Linked DNA regions of Homo sapiens: region 1 is linked to region 2. A link is a loop called in an ENCODE intact Hi-C map of the cell type or tissue named here. Cell type or tissue: heart right ventricle. All regions are shown on one strand. Links, peaks and the distances in the headings refer to the core of each region. The heading gives the core; the rest is flanking DNA.

What was found. A loop is a pair of places that touch in the nucleus more often than their neighbours do. Peaks named below come from ENCODE experiments on the same cell type or tissue, not always from the same donor. Only the 100,000 strongest peaks of a DNase experiment are listed, where the experiment ranks them.
Region 1: a loop joins it to region 2, with 2.6 times the contacts of the local background. A loop is called at or near these places in 9 of 110 quality-filtered maps.

What each region holds. Positions count from the first base shown.
Region 1 is chr18:31,222,737-31,231,076 of GRCh38, forward strand. It overlaps LOC105372049 (a long non-coding RNA gene), which reads left to right and starts at 5,376. Exons shown (of 4, transcript XR_001753388.2): 1 at 5,376-5,474. RefSeq lists an enhancer at 2,738-3,309. In heart right ventricle, for the core only: no CTCF peak of the experiment used is centred there; a DNase peak (open chromatin) is centred at 3,215; H3K27ac peaks cover 6,481 bases.
Region 2 is chr18:31,089,935-31,098,274 of GRCh38, forward strand. It overlaps DSC2 (desmocollin 2), which reads right to left. Exons shown (of 16, transcript NM_024422.6): 2 at 3,625-3,709; 3 at 2,167-2,366; 4 at 1,094-1,213. Among named protein-coding and RNA genes, the nearest start is that of DSCAS, 7.5 kb to the right of the region's middle. In heart right ventricle, for the core only: no CTCF peak of the experiment used is centred there; no DNase peak of the experiment used is centred there; H3K4me3 peaks cover 240 bases; H3K27ac peaks cover 1,177 bases.

The sequences.
Region 1 (8,340 bases), core at 44-8,043, 130 kb after region 2:
TACTGGTATAAAAATAGGCATGTAGACCAATGGAAGATAATAGAGAACCCAGAAATAAAGCCAAATACTTAAAGCCAACTGATCTTTGACAAAGCAAATGAAAACATAAAGTGGGAAAAGGACACCCTATTCAACAAATGGTGCGGGAATAACTAGCAAGCCACATGTAGAAGAATGAAACTGGATCCTCATCTCTCACCTTACACAAAAATCAACTCAAGATGGATTAAATACTTAAATCTAAGACCTGAAACCATAAAAATTCTAGAAGATAACATCAGAAAAACTCTTCTAGACATTGGCTTAGGCAAAGAGTTCATGGTCAAGAACCCAAAAGCAAATGCAAAAAAAGCAAAAATAAATAGATGAGACTTAATTAAACTAAAAATCTTCTACACAGCAAAAGAAATAATCAGCAGAGTAAACAGACAATCCATAGAGTGGGAGAAAATATTTGCAAACTATGCATCTAACAAAGGACTAATATCCAGAATCTACAAGGAACTCAAACAAATCAGCAAGAAAAAAAGGAACAATTCTATCAAAGAGTGGACTAAGGACATGAATAGAGGGTTCTCAAAAGAAGATATACAAATGGCCAACGAACATATGAAAAATGTTCAGCATCACTAATTACCAGAGAAATGCAAATTAAAACCACAATGCTATACCACCTTACTCCTGCAAGAATGGCCATCATTTAAAAATAAAAAAAAATAGATTTTAGCATGGATGTGGTGAAAAGGAAACACTTTTACACTGCTGGTAGAAGCAGCAGTGTACAATTGTATACAAGTCCCAGTGCCTAGGCCACAGACCGGTACTGGTCTGTGGCCTGTTAAGAACTCGACCACACAGCAGGAGATAAGCAGCGGGCAAACAAGTGAAGCTTCATTTGTATTTACAGCCTTTCCCGTCACTCACATTACCACCTGAACTTGGCCTCCTGTCAGATCAGCAGCAACACTGGATTCTCATAGCAGCTCGAACCCTACTGTGAACTGTACATGTGAGGAATCTAGGTTGTGCGCTCCTTATGAGACTCTACTGCCTGATGATCTTTCACTGTCTCCCATCACCCCCAGATGGGACCGTCTAGTTGCAGGAAAACAAGCTCGGGGCTCCTACTGATTCTACATTATGGTAAGTTGTATAATTCTTTCATTATATATTAATATTACAATGTAACAATTAAAGAAATAAAGTGCACAATAAATGTAATGCACTTGAACCATCGCCAAACCATCCCCACCACCCACCACCCCATCCATGGAAAAACCATCTTCCACAAAACTGCTCCCTGGTGCCAAAAAGTTTGCGGACCCCTGATTTAAATCATAAATCATCCAGGTTGTTTCTTACCACAGCATAATGTCACCCATTCTGATGTGTACACATTCTCTAAAAGATATTACAAACACATTATTTAAACCTGTTTGCCAGCCGGCCTGGTGGCTCACGCCTGTAATCTCAGCACTTTGGGCGGCCGAGGTAGGTGGATCACTTGAGATCAGGAGTTCGAGACCAGCCTGGCCAATATGGTGAAACCCTGTCTCTATCAAAATACAAAAGTTAGTTGGGCGTGGTGGTGGGTGCCTGTAATCGCAGCTACTTGGGAGGCTGAGGCATGAGAAGTGCTTGAACCTGGAAGGCAAAGGTTGCGGTGAGCCAAGACAGTGCCACTGCACTCCAGCCTGGGTGATAGAGAGAGACTCAGTCTCAAAAAACAAAAACAAAAACAAAAAGCTTCTTTGCCTGTATTTGCTTATTCCTATAGAGTATTTATGTATACAAGTTTATTCCTTTTTAATGCTCAGTAGTATTCACTTATATATGATTGAATACAATTGAATACTACTGAGCATCAAAAAGGAATAAACTTGTATATAATTGAATATGTGTGTATGTGTGTGTATACAGCATATTTTGCTTAGTCACTTACTAGTTGATGGATAATTAAATTGCTTCCAGTTTTTTGAATATTTCAAAAAATGCATTTAGAGACATTTTCATATTTTTCTTTTTTTTTTTTTTTTCTTTTTGAGACAAGGTATTGCTCTGTTGCTCAGGTTGGAGTGCAGTGGTTTGATCTCAGCTCAATGCAACCTCGGTCTCCAGGCTCAAGCAATTCCCCCATCTCAGCATCCCTAGTAGCTGAGTAGCTGGGACTACAGGTGCATGCCACCACACTGGGCCAATTTTAGTATGTTTTGTAGAGACAGAGTTTGTCATGTTGCCCAGGGCTGGTCTCGAACTCCTGGACCCAAGCAATCCGCCTGCCTTAGCCTCCCACAGTGCTGGGATAACAGGTGTGAGCCACCGCACCCAGCCAATATTTACATATTTTTCAACTCTAGAATTTCCACTTTGTTTTTTCTAGTAGATTCTTTTTCTTTATTAATAGTTCCCACTTTTTAGCAATTGCCACCACATTTCCTTTAGTTCTTTGAACATGTGTATACTGACCTCTTAAGTTCTTCAAAGATATTTATCATATCTAATTAGAAATTTTTGTCTGCTAAATGCAACATTTAGACCCACTCAGAGACAGTTTTCACTGGCTGTTTTTATGCTAAGTATAATTTACATTTTCCTATTTGTGTTCTTGCATGCTTTATAAACTTTTGTAGAAAACTAGACAATTCGGATAATATATTGTAGCAACTCTGGATTATCACTTTCTTTTTCTCTGAGGGTTTTTTGTTGGGCGTGTGTGTGTGTGGATTTTGTTGTTGTTTGCCTACCTGTTGTTTTTAAGTAACATATCTGAATTAAATCTGAGGAGTTTAGAAGCCCCATGATGTGCAGCTGTTGATGCCTCTGCTTAACTTTTTTATTGTTTTTATTTTTTAAGCTGGTGTCTTAGAAGTGACCCCTGGTTTTGCATAATTAAATGGTCCGTCAATGATTGAACAAAAGTTGTGTTCAAAAACGGTGGGCTATAAGGCTTTCACCCTCTGCTTGTGGATCTGTGTTTAGTTTGGGCAGTTTTCAAGTCTGCGTGGCCTTTTGTTGTTATTGTTGGCCCTCACGTCTCCACCATTCATGCACACAGGCTCCCAGGCAGCCAGGCATGTGTGGAATGTTTATCAAGTGCCTCAATTGCTATCTCCCTGCTAAATATCTTGCTGGTCTTACATTCTGTTACTTGCCCCAACCAGGACCATAACCTCATGCTGCAGGCTTTTCGTGTTCACTGCTGGGTGAGATTTTTCCATCCTCCACTCCAAACAAAATCAGCGGCCTCCAGCAGTGAAGGTGCTAGTTTTCATGGCCATTTGGCCCTGGTAGAACTACTGCATCATCTGAGCTGAGGCAGGGGCAGTGGACAACTTCAGGCAAGAATGCCACAGACTTCCACTGTTTTCCCTAAAATTCAGTAGATTTTTGTGAATATATGTCTCTTACGTTGTTGTTTGCCTTTTGTAGATTTCCAGAGCTTGCTTTTTTTTTTTTAACTATTTTTGTCAGTTTCATAGTTGTTTTTTGGAGAGATGGTTTGTGAATCTCTTCAGTCTTATATAGCTGGCAGTCCTGCCTATTTTCCCTTTTTTATATCAATGAATTCCACCTTTCACAACACTTAGATGCATATATATATTCAAACCCTTCAGGGTACTCAGCAGAGTAAAGGGTGAATAGAGGGCACTTTATTTAACAGGACCCAACTTTTATAAAAGGTAGTTGGGGACTGGGAACCATGGCTCACACCTGTAATCCCAGTACTTTGGGAGGCTAAGGCGGGTGAATCTCTTGAGCTCAGAAGTTTGAGACCAGCCTGGCAACATAGCAAAACCCTGTTTCTAATATGTGTGTGTGTGTGTGTGTGTGTGTGTGTGTGTGTGAGAGAGAGAGAGAGAGAGAGAGAGAGAGAGAGAGAGAGAGACAGAGAGACAGAGAGAGAGAGAGAGCCCGGAAGGTCGAGGCTACAGTGAAAGCTATGTTCACACCACTGCACTCCAGCCTGGGTGACAGAGCAAAATCCTGTCTCAAAAAAAAAAAAATGGCAATTAAAATTTAAAAATAGTATCATTTTTTTCTTTTCTAATAACAATTGCCCTATAAGCATTTCTGGTATAGAAAAGCCAAGTAGACTTGGCTATATGAGACATATTTTTTCCTTTTTATTTATAAATAATGAAAGAACCACAACACATACAACAGCTCAGATGCAGAGCAGCATTTCTTCAAGTCCTTCATTACCTCCGTCCAGAAACACTTTCTTTACTTAACTTCCTCTTCTGTGACTTCACTATTCTTTCTCTCCTCCTGGCCTCTGAATTTTGTGCACACTGCCAGTAAGTACTGGACTCTCTTCTATTTATTTTCTACACACGGACATATTTGGTGGTCACGCCTCATCTCTCAGGTTTAAACACCATCTTTAAACTGAGGCCCAGTTATGCAACCACTTCCTTGACACCTCTACTTGGATCTCCAATAGACAAAATTTAAAATATCTAAAACAAAACTCGTGGTTTAAGACCACACCACAGATTTGCTCCTCTCTCAATCTTCCCATTCATCCAATTTTTCTGGCCAAAAACCTAGAATTCACCTGAGTTGACTCTGCTCCCTTTCACTCTACAGTCAATTCATGAGCATGTCCTAAGGGGCTCATAATTCAAAATGTATCCAGAATGTGAGCTGATCATGTCCCTCACTGCCACCATTCTAGACTAAGCCACCTTCATCACTCACCTGGGCTCTTGCAATTGCCTCTGAAGTCTTCTTTCTGCTCCAACATAGTCAAGTCTCTTTTTGAAAATATAAATGAAATCTTATCGTTACTTGGCTCAATTGTTTCTTGCAGAGTAAGATTCAAGCTTTGCACTATGTACTGGTCTGGCCTGTGCTCTCTGGCTTATTTCACTCCAGTCATCCTGTTTCTTTTGCATCCCAACCTCAGGCCCTTTGGCTTTTACTTATCTTTAAAACAAGTGAGGCAGAAATGGTAACCAGCCATTTGACTCACATTGCATTGGCAAGAATGCCATCACATCACATTATCATCTGCAAAGGACTCAGAGAAATGTAATCTCTGCCAAGGAAGTCATATGATCAACTTAAATTCTATTACTACAACACAGGAGATAATGGAATTTGGTGGACAGTTAGCAGTTTCTGACACAATATTTGGCTCTAGCCACCCCACTGTTTAGATGTAAATTTCCTTCCACAAATGGAACATACTTGTTCCCTTTCCAAAGTAGGTAAGCTGAAGTCTAATTCAGTTATTTCATCCAGCTCAAAGTTCAGGATCACTAGTTGAAACACAGTCCTCTCCACCAGATCAATATGTTACCTCCCTCCAATTCCCACCCCACAAATAAACAGTAGCAGAGCAGGAATAGGATAAATGCAATATAAGCCACAATTTGGAAAAGGAAAGCATGAGAAGCACACTACAGAGACTGATCTAGAGAAGTTATCACTGTGCTGGGTGGGAGTCATTCATCTGTCTGCTCTGGGAGGTGAGTGGGTTCTTGGTTGACCCGTCTGGCTGTCCCTGGTTCTACTCTCTGAGAGGAACTCCTTTGCCTGTGGTCGTTGTGGCCTCTGACCTTGCCTTCTGGGCACTTATTTTGTGTCTTTTACATGAATATCAGAAGACTACTTCATGCCTCACAATTTTGCTTTTCCAAATTATGCTGATGGCTAATTTGGTAACGCAATCCATTGAAAACATAGTAACTGCAGGGTTTTTTTCCTTATAATTGATTGCATGTTTCAATAACCATACCTCATTTTTTTAAAATTTAGTTTTAAGTGTATCTGCTTTCTGACTTTTATACTGTAACTATCTGTGTTAGGCTGTTCTTGTGTTGCTATAAAGAAATGCCTGGCCAGGCGCAGTGGCTCACACCTGTAATCCCAACACTTTGGGAGGCCAAGGTGGGTGGATCACTTAGGTCAGAAATTCAAGACCAGCCTGGCCAACATTGTGAAACTCTGTCTCTACAAGAATACAATAATTAGCCAGGTGTGGTGGTGCATGTCTGCAGTGCCAGCTACTTGGAAGCTGAGGCAGGAGAATCACTTGAACCCGGGAGGTGGAGGTTGCGTGAGCCAAGATCATGCCACTGCACTCCAGCCTGGGTGACAGAATGAGACTCTGTCAAAAAAAAAAAAAAAAAAAAAAAAAGAAGGAGGAAGGAAGGAAGGAGAAAAAGAAATACCTGAAACTGAGTAATTTATAAAGAAAAGAGATTTAATTTGCTTATGGTTCTGCAGGCTATATAGGAAGTGTGGTGCTGGGCATCTGAGGCTTCAGGGATCTTTTACTCATGGTGAAAAGCAAATTGGAAGCAGCGGTGAGAGTTGGTGGGGGGGCAGTGCCACACAATTTTAAACAACTAGACCTCACGAGAACTCATTCACTATCATGAAGACAGTACCAAGCCATGGCCATGAGGGATCCACCTCCATAACCCAAACACCCCCTACCAGACCCCACCTTCAACATTGGGGATTACATTTCAACCTGAGACTTAGAGGGAACAACATCCAAACTGTATCGCCATCTTCTCACACTATCTTTCTGGAAATTTCTAACCACTTCACCTAGAGGAACAAGCTCAGTGGGAAATGTGCTTGTCTTGCAAATCATCACATGTCATATTCTTACCAAATGTTTTCAACACATGACTGAAGGTAACCGTAGTTCCCATCTACTATATTTTGTCCTTTCTGTGTGTTACTTGATTTTCAAGCCAAAATCACATCTTTTCTGTTTTTGTGATGTCTATCTGCATCCCACTTTCAATACCAGTCTCTTCAACATTATGTCAAAAAGCTAAGCTACAGTAATAAAGAGATCCCAAAATATAGTCACTTCTCAAAATAAACATTGATTTGTTTCATATATAACCTAATAGTCCCCAAATGAGCAGTTCAGGGTTCCAAGGTGACTCTGCTCTACATAGCCATCCAGGAATCCAGATCTCTTCCTTTTTTTTTTCTTTTCAGCATCTCAGACTTTCTTTTTAACTTTATGGTCAAAGTTGGCTAGTGAGCATATTTGTGTTCAGCTTGAAGAATAGGAAAATCAAGGCCAGCAATTTTCCTTTAAATTGTGGCAGAAATTTTACGTATCACTGCTGCTCATACTCTACTGGTGAGAACTTCATCACATGGCCATAACCAGGCAGTCTCTAACTTCGTGTGTGCAAAACATTATTCCTAGCATGTAAGTGGACTGGGATAACATTTTATTTGTGATAAGTGATTACAACAATACCACAAGGTAGATTATGTTGCATTTGAGGTATACTAATAAAGGTATCACGTGTCAATTATCTATTACAGGTCAAGAGTGAGTGGCTAGTTTCCTTTTGACTTAGTTGTGTCTTACAGGTTTTTTTGTTTTCTTTACAATAGAGTCTAACTATTTGCCTGTTTGGACAGTAACATATGAGAACTTTTATGCTCATAAAGAATCCTCCTTTTAAGAATTTCCTGGAATAAGATAAAAAATATTATGGTATCTCTATAGGCCAAAGAGAAAATGAAACTTGGAAATGTATAAAAAATGATAATAACAAAGAGGCGTGGAAAAGAATTCTAACTCAAGTTCCTTAACTGAAATCCACAGTTTGACTGTGAGATAAAGCTACCTCCAAGTGTGAATTCACTTCCCCAACATTACAAGACACCATACTGCTTTTAAGCTTGTGAGAATTAAGACACTCTTACAGTGGAGTCCACAATAAATAACAATTCATTGTATGAAATATGAAATATTATGTACCTTTTTGATCATTGTGAAGTTGTTATCAATTTTGCTTTATTTTTAATTTCTTTTAGATTTTTGGTTATACAATGACCCCATGCTGTAATTCTCAAGTATGACTCAGTCATGAGTCCGTAGTAAAAAAGAAAAAATAGCAGGATAATCATCCAGGTAGCCTCCTGTTTCAACCAAGTAGAATTAACAATGCTTTGTTTAAACAAGTCTCATTTTCAGTAGTGAAAGACGGTCTTTTCTGTTCAGTGAGTCATACCCAACCAAAGACATGCCAGAATGATGCAGTGACTACATAGAAATAATACAGGCTCTGTCTTACCTCTCTGAGAAGGAAAAACGCAACCTATGTTGGTTAAATAAGTTTTTGATTAAGTGAGACATTCAATTGCCAAATGAATATAAATTTCTTCAAAATATGTTTAATAGTTTATTTTCTGATTACATGTGTGGCCTTAATTCTGTTGAGTTCAACTTGATAGAATGTCAAATTCAGAGAGATTCATAAGTTTATAGTTCTTATGAAATGTCAGATTACGAGTAGGGTTGTTTTAAAACTCAAGGGAAGTAACACATTTTTAAAAAGAATTGAGCCT
Region 2 (8,340 bases), core at 282-8,281:
TTAAAAAACTGAGTTTTTATTATATGTAACATAACATTTAAGAACCGAGTTTAAAGTGTACTGTCTGCAGGGCAAAAATGTGGACAATAATTTCCTTAATGAGTTTTTTGTTCTTTGCCAACATCTTCCTTATAGGAACTGAGTAAAAAAAAAAATATGAGTGAGAATAGAAATGGAATAATATTTTGGAATGTGTAATATTCTGATCCTTGATTCGAAAAGCAAATTTCCTCCAAGCTGTGTTCATCCTCTCAGTAACATCCTATCTTTATATCAGGATAACTGACACAACTGTTTTCTAACAATTTCTCAACTTTAATATGCTCTTCTCTCAGCTGTATTAAATTTGTTGGTGGGGTATAAAAAGGATTCTCCCTTGCTATGTCAAGAACTGAGGGAAAATAAACCAAAGTCATAGACTGAATGTAGTAGCCACCAGTAATGGAAGAAGGCAAGAAGGCTTGCTGGGGTTTCTACTGAAAGTTAAAACAAGACAGAGAAAAAGAGCCAGGTATGCTTGGCTCATGCCTGTAATCCCAGCATTTTGGGAGGTTGAGATGGGAGATCATTTCAGCCTAGGAGTTCAAAACCAGCCTAAGCAACATAGTGAGATCTCATCGCTACAAAAAAAAAGAAACAAAAAGAGACAGAGACAGAGAGAGAGAGAAAGAAATGTGGATCCAGTGTGATTTCAGATGTAGATTCAAGAACAAGAAATAGAAAGATAGAAGGGCCTATGTGTCTTCCTCCTTCGTGGCATTTGGTCTTTCATCCAATTTTCTCCTTTATTATGCAAGAGAGTTTTGGGTTTTCTAGCTATTCTTAGGCTTGGCGATACCCTTGCTGATGTGACAATTCATTAAGGAACCATGTGTCTGAGTGCCACAGTTTTATGCTTGGCCTTTGCAAGCTGAACAAAAGTGTATGCAAGTATAAAGAGATATATTTATACCCTTATATGGAAACATATTATACACATACTCATTCACTCACATATTTATACACAACTATTACAAATAACTTCATACTCAGTGTCATAATGGTAAGAGATGGAAACTATAGACTCCCACAGCAGAAAGAAAGAAAACGGTACCTGTTGAAGGAAAAGTGGAAAAGGACCCAAGGAGTTTTCTAGCATCGAACAAGGAATTGGAGCCCATCTTCTCTTGGCGCGCCTTAGAACTTTTTCTTTAGTATGTCTTTTCTTTAGGACCTCAATTCATAAGACAGGAAAAAATAATAAAGTCAATGACTACTTTATTCTCAAACATTAAACAATGACACATCTTTCTCCTCTCAGGAGGATTAGCTGGGTAGGGGTGAGACCATGGGAGTGCTTGAAAACCAAACTAATCATCAACACTGCAAAAAGATAATGAAGAAGTAACTGTCCTAACTGTTATCACAACAATCCTCTTGGGAAAATGATTTGGTGGAAATATGGAAGAAAGAGAGATGGAACTGGAAGCCTAGAAGCAAAACTGAAAAAAAAATTACTGTTGCCCCATTGCCATGCAAAAACATGGGAGAGAGATATGCAAAGAAAATAAGTGTGTATGTGCCCTTCTAAATTTAGCACAAGCAACTTCCACTCACCAGCAACTAGGCAGAGCCAGGGAACCAACAGAGAGATCTGTGTCAGAATGAGGAGAGAAACACGGTGACAACTCTCAAACTGCTGCAGTGAGGAATGGCTAATGGTTGAATACAAGTTATTTTGATCTTGGGTGTCACAACACAATAGCATGCATGTGGTCCAAACCTCCTCCTAAAATAGTTATCTATGTTTTAAGACCACAGATTATGCTAAAATGAATGCGAGAAAAAAGCTTTCCTTTCTTTATACAGAGTTTCAAAACTTGTTGTTAGAAATCCATTCTACGGTAAAGCTCAAAAAAAAAATGCTGCTTTGTGTCTAATCTCACTTTCCCATGCTGTACCTTATCCCAATTTCTCCTTTTACGTCCCAAATGAAAAGGAATGACAACCCGAATGAACCATGTGACACAGCCCTTTTCCTTCTAAACACTGTGAAGTTGCCTCATGGTTTTCATTCGTCTTTAAGCCAAACTATACCATATCCTTTCTGATTTCATATCTTCCCTGGTAATGTTGATTACGTCTGAAGAAAAGATATCATTTCTTCATTTATGTAGCCTTGTATACCTTTGTTTGATGCTCCAAAAAGACAAATATTTTCTTCTTTTCTTGGTTCTCAGTGTTGGAAAGTAATATGGTAAAACTTCTCTTCTCCGAGGACAATAGAATAGTATTTGTTGTATAGACTGAACCATCCTCCAAAATTTGGAAGTCAGGATCACTTGAATGAATTAGATTTGCAGCTGTAAAGCACTCTTTCAGGTTAACTGTAGAAAATATGCACAGCAATCATTTTTAAAGTAAAACATAGGATATAGTTTTAACAGTAATGTATGCACGTGGGGAGAGCCAAAAACTTAAAATTCATTATACTGACACTTGTAAATTTTTGAAAGGACACATAAAACTATATGGTGAATTAAGTTGTGCTTAAATACTTACATCACTTCTAATACCTACTTAACATTCTCTTAAAGAAGAGACATTTGCTCTGAAGTAAACATATGTGAGCTCCAGTGTTTGAATCTTTAAACCAAAACCAAAACAATTTTTTTCTTTATCAACAGAAATAAGCTATAGAGTAACACCTAAATACACCTGAAGTTATACAGAATCTAGCAGATGAAAATTGGCATTTGCTAAATGAAAATATTACTAAATTCTTTACATCTATTGCTAAACAGTGATCACATTTTATGCTATCATTGGATTGATCTTTTCTTACAGAATTATGTGAAATAATTTAATTGATAAAAAAATACAATACAGAGTGAAATATTTAAGAATAAAAATCCAAAAACAGTATCTTTAAACTAAAAAAAACAGTTTCAGTACTATTTCTCAATTTTTTAGAGGCATGTTAAATGTCTTTATCTTTTCTCTAAAGTAAATGTTAATAATTATTACTCAAGTGAAATATTTTTATCAACTTCATATAATCATGTTTTCCAAAAATAACAATATTCCTTTCATTAGAATGACACCACAAATATTACAAATGATAATATACTACATTAGTTTTATCTACTGGTCCCAACAGAGTTATCATTCTAAAAATTACACTAATTTTAAAATACCACAGCAAATCAGGATTTATTTTGTATGTGTGTTTTTATTTTAAGTTTCAGGGTACATGTGCAGGATGTGCAGGTTTGTTACATAGGTAAACACATGCCATGTTGGTTTGCTGCACCTATCAACCCATCACCTAGGTATTAAACTCAGCATGCATTAGCTATTTTTCCTGATGCTCTCGCCCTCCCAGAACCCCCAACAAGCCCCACTTGTGTTGTTCCCCACTCTGTGCCTACATGTTCACATTGCTCAGCTCCCACTTATAAGTGAGAACATGCAGTGTTTGATTTTCTATTCCTGTGTTAGTTTGCTGAGAATAATTGCTTCCAGCTCCATCCACATCCCTTCCAAGGGACAAGATCTCGTTCCTTTTTATGGCTGTGTAGTATTCCATGGCGTATATGTACCACAGCAAAACAGGATTTATTACAAATTTTAGGGCTTCCTTACCTCTACCAACAAGTTTCTCGGCATCTAGTTTGGAGGGAACATGTAATGTCACATTTTTGCAGGCATCACTGGCAAATATTAAGATCTAAAAAATGAAAAAAAATCAAATAAATATTATGCATAAAAAGAAAACTTTAATGTGTATATTATTTATATAAATTATAAATTTATAATGATATACACATAAAAAGGCATATAATACTTATATAAATGTTAATTATATTACATATTGACTACACTAAATATTAATTTTAAAATATTTAATTAAATATAAATACATGAATTTATATTTATAATTATATGTGATTTATGTTATTATAAATAAAACATAAATAAAATATTGGAGATAAAATAAAAACATATTGGAGAAAGAAATCAGGACAAAAATATATCAAGGAGAAGAATAAAACAATATACTGAGTTCTAGCTTCCTCCTGCAAAAAGCTTGTAAACTCAAAGAGTTATGTATGCTCTTCAGCTTTGTTTACTATATTGTAAAACGTATGTAATAACTTCACTGATTAACTCAGTGGGTACAGTGACGATCCAACAACAGCCTAGGTGGGAGAGTGCTGAAAACTATCAGGAAGGCAGCACAGGTATATACATAGGAAAGAGAAAACCAAATTTACTGAGGCAGCAAACTGTTTCAGTACATTTTTAATTGCTTATGAGATATGATATCAAATCAATAATATCCTAAACAAAAAGTAAATGCTTTTAAAGACAAACATTAACTTATTGCCATGAAGTGATTTGGAGAATATTTATGTGTTACTCCACACAATAGGCACATAACTTTGAAATATAAAATTATTTTGAAGGTGTATCTTCTCATAAATAAAAGTTAAGTTCATTTTAGAAAATAATTTACTTAAAAATTTTCAATGGTTTAGTGATTCATGGTGAACCAAGTCCAATGCAACATATACGTAAACACACTGAAATTTAATTTTGTTCTGTCTGAAACTTTACAATGGATGTTTCTCAAAGATTCACATTCTTTTTTTCTAGTTTTACAAACATCTTTGACCAAAAGCAAGACAGTTAACTAGCATTTACACTGTTACTTACAAAGTTTATAAATATAAACTAAAATCATCAAAATTTGGATGGAAATGTTTATTTTTAATATATATTAAAGACTTAAATTATCCAGTTTTAATTACATTTGAAGGATCAAATAAGGCAGAGGTTGTGTTTCATTTGGAATGTTGGGATAGACACAATGAAGACATTAGTTTTGAACTGGAAATTAAATGATATGAAGAATTTTCACTGGCTGCATAGCCAAGAGAGAATAGGAGTAGAATCAGATGATTCTGAAGATTCCAGCTCAAGGTGATTGGAAGAATACATTCACTTATTCATTCAACCAACATTTACTGGTTGCTTAGTAGGTGCTAAACGGATTCAATGGCTAGAGCAGTGAACAAAGCCAAGTCCTTGCCTCACGAAGATTACATGATAATAAGAAGCAAAAGAAATACACAAATGCACAAATGTCACATAATGCCAAGGCAGCGAGAGATAAATGTCACGACAAAAATAAAGCAGGGAGAGAGGGTGACAACGAGAATACCTGAGCGTAAATGAAGTGAGGAAGTAAACCAGTTTTCTAACCAGGGAAGAGTCTTCCAGGTAGGGCAAGAACCAGAGTAAAGACCCTGGAAGGAGACTTGTGTATTGCAGAAACAAGGTGGTCATAGCAGCAGAGCACAGCGAGGGAAGAGTGACAGGAGAAGAAAACAAAAGGACAGTCAATGGCAAATGATGTAGGGTCTAAAAGGTCATGGTAAGGAGTGCAGATTTTGTTCTGAGTGCAAAGAGAAGCAACAGCCTGATGAAGAAGCTGTGGAGTGGCGTAAACTGATATTTATACAGAATCACTCTACTAGTTATGTGGAAAATAGGTTATAGAAGAGCAAGAGTGGAAACCAAGAGACTGATTGGGAGACTACAGCAGGAATCTAAGAGTGGGGTAATGGTTACTTGGGCTAAGGTAATAATGTTGGAGAAGATGAAAAATGGTTGGATTAAGACAATTCTTTGAATAACAGTATCTTGGACATCCATCCATTCATGCATGAATTCAACAAATATTTACTGAATGTGTATCATGTACCACACACAGAGCAGTAAACATGATCCTCATGAAACATTCAATCTAAGGTAAGACATATTTGTAATTTCAACAAAGTAAGACAAATGTAATGATAGGGAAGTACAGGGAGCTATGGGAGAGCAGAGGTAATAGTGATATCTAAAAGCCAGGTGAGGTCACCTGAAGAGCGGCTACAAGTGAGACAGGCTAAGAGGAGGCAGAGCTTAAATGCTGCAAACAGAAGAATGGCATATGTGAAGGCCCAGAGATGGCACAGACCTGAAGAAGAAATCTGGAATGGTTGATGTGTGTACCAGAGCGGGGGCAGAGGTATAACATGGGCTCAAAGAAGTGGGTGTGGGCCAGATTTTGAACGGCATTAGCAAAGCACATGGATCTTTTTTCCTAACGAGAATGAGAAACCAAAGATTTACTTGGAGCAAATAAATTAAATAAGCAGCTTTATATTTGAATGTGATAGATCTGTCCAATGTGGAGAATGGAAAAAACTGTCATTTTCAATAATAACAAGCTAGGTAATTAAGAAAAACCTATGCCAAAACTAATTAAAAATCAGGGATAACATTTTTCAAACATCCTAAAGCATCAAAGAGCTAACAAAATAGCAAGCAATTGCTAGGCCAAAACTGAAGATAAAGCTGGAACACACAGTGATAAGAGGAACTCAGGAACAACTTCTGATCTGCAAAGATTTGACTCTGCTTTGCTGGCCTCTGGAGAGAAGGAGAATGAAATCAAAGCACAGGGCCCACCTAAGATCTAAGAGGATCCGCTCCACATTAATCTGGGACCCAAATGCTAAATCTTCATTACAAATTTGAGCCACAAGTAAACTGGCCCTGGCGTGGATCTGTGATCCACACTCACATCTTTTGCTTGGTCCAGAAACTTCAAGCCATGAATTTAACGAAGGCTTGACATGTGATCACCATCATAGATGCTGACAGGCACTTGACCAAATTCAATAACCATTCTTATTTTTTTTAGTCTCAAAAAATAAGAATTGATAAGTACTTTTGCAATGTGATCTTTATAAATTATAACACAACACAAATGGGAAAACACTAGAAGCAATCCAATTAAACTCAGAAACAAGACAGGCTCTCCAAGGTCACTATATGTAGTTTACATTATATTGAAGGTATATTTGCAAGAGAAGGATATTAGATAGGAAGATGTAAAAAAAATCTCTGCATTTGATATGACTGTTTACCTGGAAAACCCAAGCAAATCAACCATTACATTACTATAAAACAAGAAGAGACTTAAGTAAGGAAGCAGAAATAACCATGAAAATATGGTTAGTCTTCATACCCATAAACAAAACCAGTCAGATAATACAAGAAATTTCCACTTTGGGAGGCCGAGGTGGGCAGATCACGAGGTCAGGAGATAGAGACCATCCTGGCTAACACGGTGAAACCCTGTCTCTACTAAAAATACAAAAAAAAAAAATTAGCCAGGCGTGGTGGCGGGCACCGGTAGTCCCGGCTACTCGGGAGGCTGAGGGAGGAGAATGGTGTGAACCCGAGAGGCAGAGCTTGCAGTGAGCAGAGATCACGCCACTGCACTCCAGCCTGGGCGACAGAGCGAGACTCAGTCTCAAAAAAAAAAAAAAAGAAATCATTTTCAAAAGCAATTAAAAGTTGAAATGCCAAGGAGTAAATTTAACAAGAAACATGTAAAGCCTATTTGAAGGAAACCTGAAAACATTTCTGCAGGGCAGAAAAGTACACTTGCAAAAAAAGAAAGACAAAAATCAACAACGTATCTATATCGATTCTTACTAAGTTAAATTACAAATTTTTTGATACCAATAAAAACCTCCATAAAATTTTCTCTGGAACTAAACAAGCTGATTTAAAAGGCTATAAGGAAAAAATAAAAAATTAAGATAGGAAAATTATTTTTTAAAAAGCAATGAAAGGCTATCAACCCTAGCAGATATTACAAATCATATAAAATCTCAACAATTAAATCAATATGGTACTGGCATATGAATAGAATGATATTTGACCCACAGGAATTGGAAAAGAAGAGGCAAAACAATTTGTATTTGCATTAGATATGACTGCGTAAAGTCCCTAAAAGTTGTAACTTTTTATTATACCCACCAATAATTTATGAGTCAACCACATACTTGCCTACATCGCACGTTGTTGAACTTTTGGGTGTCTGCCAAGTGTGAAATGGCATTTTAATGTAATTTTTTATTCATATTTTATTATGAGTGAGGTTGACATATTTTTATAACTTAAGAGCCATTTTACTACTTTATGGATACTGTTACATCCATGTTGCACTTTTTCTTCTTGACTTACAAGAGCTCTTTATGTATTAGATTAGCCTTTTAAATATGACCTATGAATATTTTTTCCAGTTTATCAATCACCTTTTGACTTTGCTTGTTGTGTTTTTGGTTGGTTAGAGGTGTTTTTTCGCCATGAAGAAGTATGTATATATGTACTCTTATATAATTGTTTTTCTCAATTGTAATAAATTGGCTTTCGAAATCTAAGTCATAACTAGGCCTCGTGGGCTCCAAATTTATATAACAATTTATTACGTTTTCTTCTATTATCTGTAGGGAA